2 separate regions of the Homo sapiens genome follow, and region 2 is linked to region 1. Evidence: read pairs that join two places in POLR2A ChIA-PET (ENCODE). Cell type or tissue: PC-9. All regions are shown on one strand. Each heading gives the region's core, and the rest is flanking DNA. Links, peaks and the distances in the headings are about the cores only. Region 1 overlaps TMPRSS2 (transmembrane serine protease 2). Region 2 overlaps LOC105372809 (a long non-coding RNA gene).

Region 1 (4,394 bases), core at 80-4,079:
AGGTGATCCCCCTGCCTCGGTCTCCCAAAGTGTTGGAATTACAGGCGTGAGCCATTGCACCTGGCCTTGTCCCAACTTGTATCGTCCTAGCTGCTACCCAAGCCCCGCGCTCTCCACGGCTCCGGAGGTGGCAGCACAGTTCACTCTTCTCAAGGCACTGACCGCACACAAAGGGAGGCCACAAATCTATTCTTTTTCTGCTAAAAAGTGCTCTCTACACAAGAGAATTGAAAACAGGCATTGGGTCCAAAACTTGTACAAATGTTCACTGCAACCCTCTTAAAACAGCTGAAAGGCGAAAACACTCCAAACGCCCACCAACGGCTGGGTGAGCAGAATAGGATATGTCCAAGATACACAATGGAATACGATTCAGCCAGAAGAGGGAATGAAATTCAGACACAGGCTGCAACCTGGATGAGTGCTGAAGACCTTATGCTCAGTGAAAGGAGCCGGACATACTGCATGAGCCGACTCACATGGAATGCCACTTATATTGTGTGAGCCCACGTATTGCATGATCCCGCTCACATGGAATGCCTAGAGTAGGAAATCTATAGACACTAAGTAGATTAGTGGTTGCTTATGAGTAGGAGGGACGGGCTGGGAGGAGGGATATGGGGTGATAGTTCAAGGGCTTGGGGTTTCTTTATGAGCTGATGAAAATATGCTAAAATTGACTGTGGTGATAGTTGCACATATTCGTGAATATATAAAAGCCAGTGAATTATATATTTAAATTTTATGGTACATACATTACATATCAATAAGCTGTTTTATATAAAAAATTATATCTCAATAAGCTATTTCATATATATGTTTTATATATAAAAGCACTGAATTATATACTTGAATTTTATGGTACATAAATTAGATCTCAATAAGCTGTTTTTAAAAATATATAAGATAAGCCAGGCATGGTAGCTCACGCCTGTAATACCAGCACTTTGGGAGGCCAAGGCGGGCAGATCACCTGAGGTCAGGCGTTTGAGATCAGCCTGGCCAACATGGAGAAACCGATCTCTACTAAAATGCAAAAATTAGCCAAGTGTGGTGGCACGCATCTGTAATCCCACCTACTTGGGAGGCTGAGGCAGGGGAATTGCTTGAACCCAGGAGGTAAAGGTTGCAGTGAGCTGAGATCACACCACTCCACTCCAGCCTGGGTGACAGAGCAAAACTCCGTCTCAATAAATAAATAAATAAATAATAAGATAAAAGGTTTTTTTTTTTAAAGTGCTCTTTAAGAGAGCACTTTGAGCAACAAATTGTCCAGGAGACTCTAAATCAACATTCTGCTGAAATGATCTCAGCTCTTTTATTTAAAGAAACAAAACATTACAAACACCGTTGAAGTCGCTCCCTATTCCCAATCTCTTCTCTCCCTCCCTAGAGGTAACCACCATCCAGAGTTTTGGGGACTTTTTGCTGGGCAGGATAATACATGGGGTGGGCGTATTCACAGAACAGAATCCCATGCAGCTTAAGGGTTAAGCAGAGCATCATGAACAGGAAGAAGCTTGAAAACAGCGCTGTGGGAAAGAGAGCAAGTGATAAATGATGCGTTCAAGTATCACGTTATTCATGCAAAGCTGAAAGCATGGAAACAATGCTGTGTGGTTTGGGAGAAATACACATGGGCTTAAAGTATAAAGTGAGGACCTGGCTATGCTCTAGCCTCTCTTCTTACTTCCTACGAGTGGCCCTGACTCACTGGACAGTCTGGTACCTGTGGGCTTGTTCCCCCATGAAATGACTTGGGTCTGATTATTGTCTAATGCCTCTGTGGTGAGTGATTCCACATCCTATCTGTGAGTCGGTCACAGGTTACATGAATGGATAAACATTGTGCTACATCTGGACAACGGAATATTATTTGGTGCTAAAAAGAAATGAGCTATCAAGCCATGAAAAGGCATGGAGGAAACTTGAATGCATATTACTAAGTAAAGGAAGCCAACAAAGTGAAGGAAGGTGTATGTGGTGAAGGCTACATACTCCATGATTCCAACGCTACAACATCCTGAAAAGACCAAAACTTCGGAGGCACTAAGAAGATCAGATAGCTGGGGTGAGTGGGGAGAGAGAAACAGGTGCAGCAAAAGAGGTTTTAAGGCAGGAGAACTACTCTGGACGATACTATCATTGTGGCTGTACAGCATTATGCATTTGTCAAATCCCACAGAACTGTACAAGAGAAAGGGTGAAGTCCAGGACTTCAGTTCATCATAATGTATGCATCAGGTTCATCGGTGTTAATGAACGCACAGCACTGATGTGGGATGTTCATAACAGGGCAACTGTGTGCTGGGGAGGAGTACAAGGAGCTCGCTGCCCTGTCTGTTTCATTTTCTGTAAACCTAAAACCGCTCTAAAATATAAAGTCTGTTCACTTTTTTAAAAGTAACTGAAATGAATACACTTCTTCTTCTTCTTCTTTTTTTTTCTTGTTCCCAGGCTGGAGTGCAATGGCATGATCTCAGCTCACCGCAACCTCCACCTCCTGGGTTCAAGAGATTCTCCTGACTCAGCCTCATGAGTAGCTGGGATTACAGGCATGCACCACCACGCCGGCTAATTTTGTATTTTTAGTAGAGACGGGGTTTCTCCATGTTGGTCAGGCTGGTCTCGAACTCCTGACCTCAGGCGATCCCCACCCCCTCCGCCCCCCACCTCGGCCTCCCAAAGTGCGGGGATTACAGGCGTGAGCCAGCACACCCGGCTCAAAATACACTTCTATGATTAAAAACAAAACTGCCACTGTGGCTCAAAGGGAGACACTTCATTCTTGGCTTGTGGGTAATTTTAGGGATTTTCTTTCCCTTCCAGCTATCTGCACCCGGAAGAGACGGCAGCTGATAAGCCAGAGAGCTGGAAAAGGTCTCAAGCTAGTCCTTTTTTTTTTTTTTTTAAATATTAGGATTTTTTTTCTCAGCTTTGTCAAAGTATAGTTGACAAATAAAAATTTTACATGTAGGCCTGGTGCTGTGGTTCATGCCTGTAATCTCAGCACTTTGGAAGGGCAAGGCGGGAGGATCACTTGAGCCCAGAGTTCGAGACCAACCCCATCTCCACCAAAAAATATAAATATATATGCATTAGCCTGGCATGATGGTACATGCCTGTGGCCCCAGCTTTTCAGGAGGCTGAGGGGGAAGGATGGATTGAGCCCAGGAGGTCGAGGCTGCAATGAGCCATGACTGAGCCACTGCACTCCAGACTGGGTGACAGAAGGAGACCTTGTCTCAAAAAAACCCAATTGTACATGTTTAATGTGTACAGCGTGATGACTGGATATCCGCTGTGAAATGCTCACCATAATAAAGCTAGTTAACATGTCCACCACGTCACATAATTACCATTTTCTTTTCTCTTTTCTGTGGTGAGAATACTTAAAATCTGCCCTTTTAGCAAATTCCAGGTATAGAGTACAGCATTGATAACTAGAGTGAACAATTTAGTTTCTTTTCTGAGATTCTGAGAAAGACTCACAGAAAGGATAGCAACGGAAGTAGAAAGTGAATTAGTGTTAAAATATGCGCACACACACCCTTGGGAAGAAAGCGCTACACACATTTTTGAATGTTTTCCATGGGACGGGTCATATTCTTCAGCATCCTAAGGTGTTCATTTCAGCAAAAACAATTTCTACTCTACGAAATGGACAAATTAAAAGTGCACCCTATGCCTGTTCTGGTCTAAGAGAGAATACATGCACAGCGTTATGTTTGTCTGTTTCCTTTTATATGAATAATCAATATGGAAACTGGATAAAACCAAACTGAAGCCGGTCTAGGTCTGTCAGGTTACAGATCCACACGCCCTCTGACCTAGCAGTTCTACTCCTGGAAGCGTTTCCTACTGATATGCTCACACACTTGGAGCAGTGTGTGTTACAGCAAAAGGATGGAGAAAACCTTAAGGTCCACCAAGAAGAGACAGGGGCAATAATGGTGCGTCCATGCAAAGGACCAACTGTGCCATGGTGGGAAAAAACAGGGGGCTCATTTCCCTAAGGAATGCTGTCCAGGATGGTATCCAGTGCAGGAGAGTCAACTGGCTAGGAACCACTGGGAAATAGGGTCATGGTAACGCAGAAATACCTGTGCTTCTTTATGCAAAAACTCTCTGGAAAGAGAAGCAACTCAGATGAGTTGCCCCAAGAAATGTGATTGGCTGGTAAACAGGTGGGCATGTATGGGAGTGATGCGTGTGTGTGTGTGTGTGTGTGTGTGTGTGTGTGTGTCTGGGGTGTATGGGGGGATGCGGGGTAGGTAAGTAAGCAGAGCAAGGAAGAAGAGATTTTTCACAGCATACCCTTTTGTACTTCCTTGATTTTGACCTAATAATACTTTAATAGTGTACAACTATTAAAGTATTTAAATAAATACGAC
Region 2 (4,394 bases), core at 152-4,151, 82 kb after region 1:
TCAGGGGAGCTGGAAGAAAAGTCTGTCCTTTAGGCCACTTGGCACAGCTCCAACCAGAGGTGACCCGCCTCCCACCTCCTGTTCTTCATCCTCCCCTTTGCTTCTTGACCTGCCTGAAGAAGACCCCTGGGTCTGGACAGCTGGGCCTCTGGCTGCCCCAGCAGGAAGCTCATGGTCCTGGAGTCCTGGGAGTCCAGGCTGGAAGATGTTTATCCTCCAGGTGTCAAGCACCCTGGGTGTGTCCAGATGGTGGAGGAGGAACTGGCTCTTGAAAGAAGATGTCCTTCCCATCTCTTCCCTCCCCAGCAATTTCTACTGAGTTCTAGGTGGACACCAGATGGCAAGAGGCAGAGTGCAGGGGGACGGTGAGAAGCTGCAGGTAGCGGATGTGATTTCGAGAAGTTTGACGGAAATGTAGGAAGGAGACCCTACGAGGACTGGAGGGACCCATGAGTATGAGAAGGGGGCACGGAGAGATTGAAGGGGACGGGTCCTGAAAGAGCCCGGAGGACAGAGAGTCCGGCAAGTCCCAGGCGCTGCCCTCACAATCCGATTGAGAGCCATGGAGGGGCTGCAGCAGCGGCTCAGGGTTGTGTTTAAAATTAGCTGGCAGAGTTCACTGCTGGGCATTGGGATGTCCTGCAAATGGCTCAACACGCAGGACGCAGAGGCTTTTTCACAGAATTGTTTGGAGCCATGTGCCTCTCTCTCTCCTGAAATGAAAGATTTGGGAAAGGTGACAATGCTGAATTTTCTTCTTCCTCTCTAGATATTCTTTCTGCTACATTTGATGGAGCTTCCAGGAAAAAGTAGATAGTAACTAAAACTCTCTTTGATTTCAGACTTGATACATATTTTCAGCTTGAGAATCCTTATTTCTCTGTTTAGTAAAAGGTGGCTGGGTTCAGTGGCTCATGCCTATAATCCCAGCACTTTGGGAGGCCGAGGAGGGCAGACTGCCTGAGCTCAGGAGTTTGAGACCGGCCTGGCCAATGTCATGAAACCTAATCTCTATTAAAAATACAAAAATTAGCCGGGCATCGTGCCAGGCGCCTGTAATCCCAGCTACTTGGGAGGCTGAGGCAGGAGAATCACTTGAACCCAGGAGGTGGAGGTTTTGGTGAGCTGAGATGGTACCACTGCACCCCAGCCTGGGCAACAGAGTGAGACTCTGTCTCAAAAAAATAAAATAACATAAAATAAAAGTAATAAAGAAAACATGTAAAAATGTGCGCTTGGGTGTACCTGGGAATGGTTCACGTTTGCCCTTTCGAAGGCAGCAAGGCAGAGAGAAAGGCACGTGGAGTTTGCAGTCAGATGGACCAGACTGGGTTTGAACTAGGGGTCTGGTCGTTACCCACAGGTGACCCCATTGCCTTCATCTCTCTGAGTCTCAGTTTCTTCCTGAACACCGTTAATCATTTCAGGCCTGGCATGGTGGCTCATGCCTGTATTCCCAGCACTTTGGGAGGCCGTGGCAGAAAGATCACTTGAGCCCAGAAGTTCAAGACCAGTCTGGGCAATATGGTGAAACCCCAACTCTACAAAAATATACAAAAAAGTTAGCTGGGCATGGTGGTGCATCAGTAGTCCCAGCTACTCAGGAGGCTGAGGTGGGAGAATCGCCTGAGCCAGGGGAGGTCGAGGCTGCAGTGAGCCTTGATCCCACCACTGCACTCCAGCCTGGGCGACAGAGTGAGACCCTCTCTCAAAATAATAATAACAATTAATTGTTCCAACAGTGCAGGAAATGCCTAGAATCGCACTCGCCCCACATGTTAACACCTTCCTGCATTCCCGCTGCATTTAGCAGACGGTTCAGTTTCTGTGGTGACCAGTGAGGCTTGTGAGTCACTTGTTCCGGAAAACTAGAGCAAAACGTTGCTCTCATATGCCTGGTTGTTTCCTTGTTGCTAAATCTTTTTTTTTGTTTGTTTTTCGTTTTTTTTTACAGCTTTCTTCTCAACCGACATCTGGAAGCCATTCAGTGCTGCATACACTTCCTGCAGGCTGCCCCTCTGTTCTCTCGCCCTTCTCATCTCACGTGATTGATCACCTGACAAGCTACCTGGATTTCCTAGTGCCCCAGAGTTGCCCTCAATCAACACACAACACGTTCCCATGTGGAATCTTCACCAAGTGTTCATTTCTTCCATTACAGGAAATAGTATTCTCTCCCTGTCCCCAAAACTTTGCAGTAAAGACCCCTGACAATCTAGTTCAAATGTCAGTCATGACACTGCTAGCTTTCTTTTTACAAGACTGTGTGAGTCCCCCTGCAAAAAAGTCAAACTGAATTTTATCACATGATATCTACTATAGTCCTTCAAGCAATTGTCACTGCATCTTTTCAGTTATGGTTACCAAAGGTTGTGTTTAAAATTAGCTCGCAGAATTTACTGCTGGGTGTGGGGATGGCCTACAAATGACCCAAATGACCAAGATTCAGTGTTGTTCAAATTGTGTATGTTCTGGAAAGGAGTCACTTTGTCTACTTGAACTTTAGAAGTTATTTACTAATGTTGCAGTGTGATACAATTGATCGTAATCTAGGCTGGGCACCGTGGCTCACGCCTGTAATCCCAGCACTTTGCGAGGCCGACATGGGAGGATTGCCTGAGCTCAAGAGTTTGAGATCACCCTGGGAAACGTGGGGAAACACCGTCTCTACTAAAATACAAGAAAAAAAAAAATAGCTGGGTGTGGTGGTGCTTGCCTGTAGACCCGGCTCCTCTGGAGGCTGAGGCATGAGAATCACTTGAGCCCGGGAGCCGAGATCGTGCCACTGCACTTCAGCTTAGGCTACAGGGTCTCAGACTCCAACTCAAAAAACAAACAAACAAACAAAAAAAACAGCACTCTGGGAGGCTGAGATGGGTGGATCACCTGAGGTCAGGAGTTCGAGACCAGCCTGACCAATATGGAGAAACCCGGCTCTATCAAAAAAAAAAAAATACAAAATACAAAATTAGCTGGGCATGGTGGCACATACCTGTAATCCCAGCTACTCGGGAGGCTGAGGCAGGAGAATTGCTTGAACCTGGGAGGCGGAGGTTGCAGTGAGCCAAGATCGTGCCATTGCACTCCAGCCTGGCCAACAAGAGCAAAACTCCGTCTCAAAAAAAAAAAAAAATCTAACGGGAAAATCTCAATTTCAGATTGATTTTTAGATTGAAAGAGGGAAGACAGCACGATGGGGGGAAATTGGATGAACTCTGGCATCTGAGCAAGTCTCCTTCTTGTTAAAACCCAACAGTGGTTTGGAATGGGATAAACCCTCTGCCTTGAGCACGTGCCTGGGCTCACCCAGCTCGCCTCTCGCAGTGCCTCCTGCCTGGGGAACCTGGCACACCTGTTCCTTTTACCTGGATGCTCTTTCCCCCTCTTTGCCTGGTTAATCCTGCTGAATCCCCCTCAACTCTGGCCTCAAAGCTCTCCTTCCTTGATGAGGTTTTCCCTGACCTCTCTGATGAGCTCACATCCCAGAGTTCATGCTTTTATAGCACCGCACATCCCTACAGTTGCTCTGGGGGATGAGCTGATGTCTGCCTGGTACCTCTAGGAGCCTGTCTCAGTGCCTGCTCTGTCCACCTGCTCCAGCCCAGGTGAGCCAGGCGTGGGCTGTGCCAAGTGAAGGCCTTGCCATCCTCAGCACTTTGCAAGTTTATCACAGTGAGTTTACATAACTAGCCTGCAGAGGAGGCACCACCGCCAGCTCATTTTATGGGATGAGGAAATTGAGGCTTAAGGAGATTAAATATATTGTCCAAAGGCCAACAGATGATGAAGGATAGGTTTATCATCAAGCTAAATATTTTTCAATATTTCCTTAAATCAGATCTGGCTTCGACTGAGTTATCCAGACAATTGTCCCAGACTTGGCTTCCCTAGGGGCACCTCGAACCCTAATTTGTAATCCAGAGGGCAAAGGGGCCACAGAGTCTTTCAAGGTGGCTCCTGGAGATGAGGAGCCCAAGAGCTGACTTCCTGTTTCCTCCTCAGTCACCTGGGTGGGATTGGTTGGGGGAGTTGGAGAACAGCAATCAGGTCCCCCCCACCACCAGGAAGCCTTGCAGAGGGTAGGGCAATGGGGGACCCCGTCCCACTCAGAGGGAAAGCATGGTCTGCGTCCTGCCACAGGAAGGCAGCAGCTGAAGGCCAGGAAAGGGGAGGGAGTTTCCTTTGCTTCTCCAGCAAAACAGAATGGATGGATGGATGGATGGGTGGGTGGATGGATGAATGGATGGATGGATGGATGGATGGATGGATGGATGGATGGATGGGTGGGTAGATGGATGGATGGGTGGATGGGTGGATGGATGGATGGATGGATGGATGGATGGATGGGTGGATGGGTGGGTGGGTGGATGGAAGGATGGATGGATGGATGGGTG

What was found. Peaks named below come from ENCODE experiments on the same cell type or tissue, not always from the same donor. Only the 100,000 strongest peaks of a DNase experiment are listed, where the experiment ranks them.
Region 2: POLR2A ChIA-PET joins it to region 1 with 5 read pairs; 3 of 35 experiments call an interaction of 5 or more read pairs at or near these places.

Annotation. Positions count from the first base shown.
Region 1 is chr21:41,480,872-41,485,265 of GRCh38, forward strand. All of the region lies in intron 5 of TMPRSS2 (transmembrane serine protease 2), which reads right to left. Among named protein-coding and RNA genes, the nearest start is that of TMPRSS2, 25 kb to the right of the region's middle. In PC-9, for the core only: no CTCF peak of the experiment used is centred there; no DNase peak of the experiment used is centred there.
Region 2 is chr21:41,563,171-41,567,564 of GRCh38, forward strand. LOC105372809 (a long non-coding RNA gene) reads right to left here. Exons shown (of 5, transcript XR_937738.1): 2 at 1-713. Among named protein-coding and RNA genes, the nearest start is that of PCSEAT, 15 kb to the right of the region's middle. In PC-9, for the core only: no CTCF peak of the experiment used is centred there; a DNase peak (open chromatin) is centred at 1,921.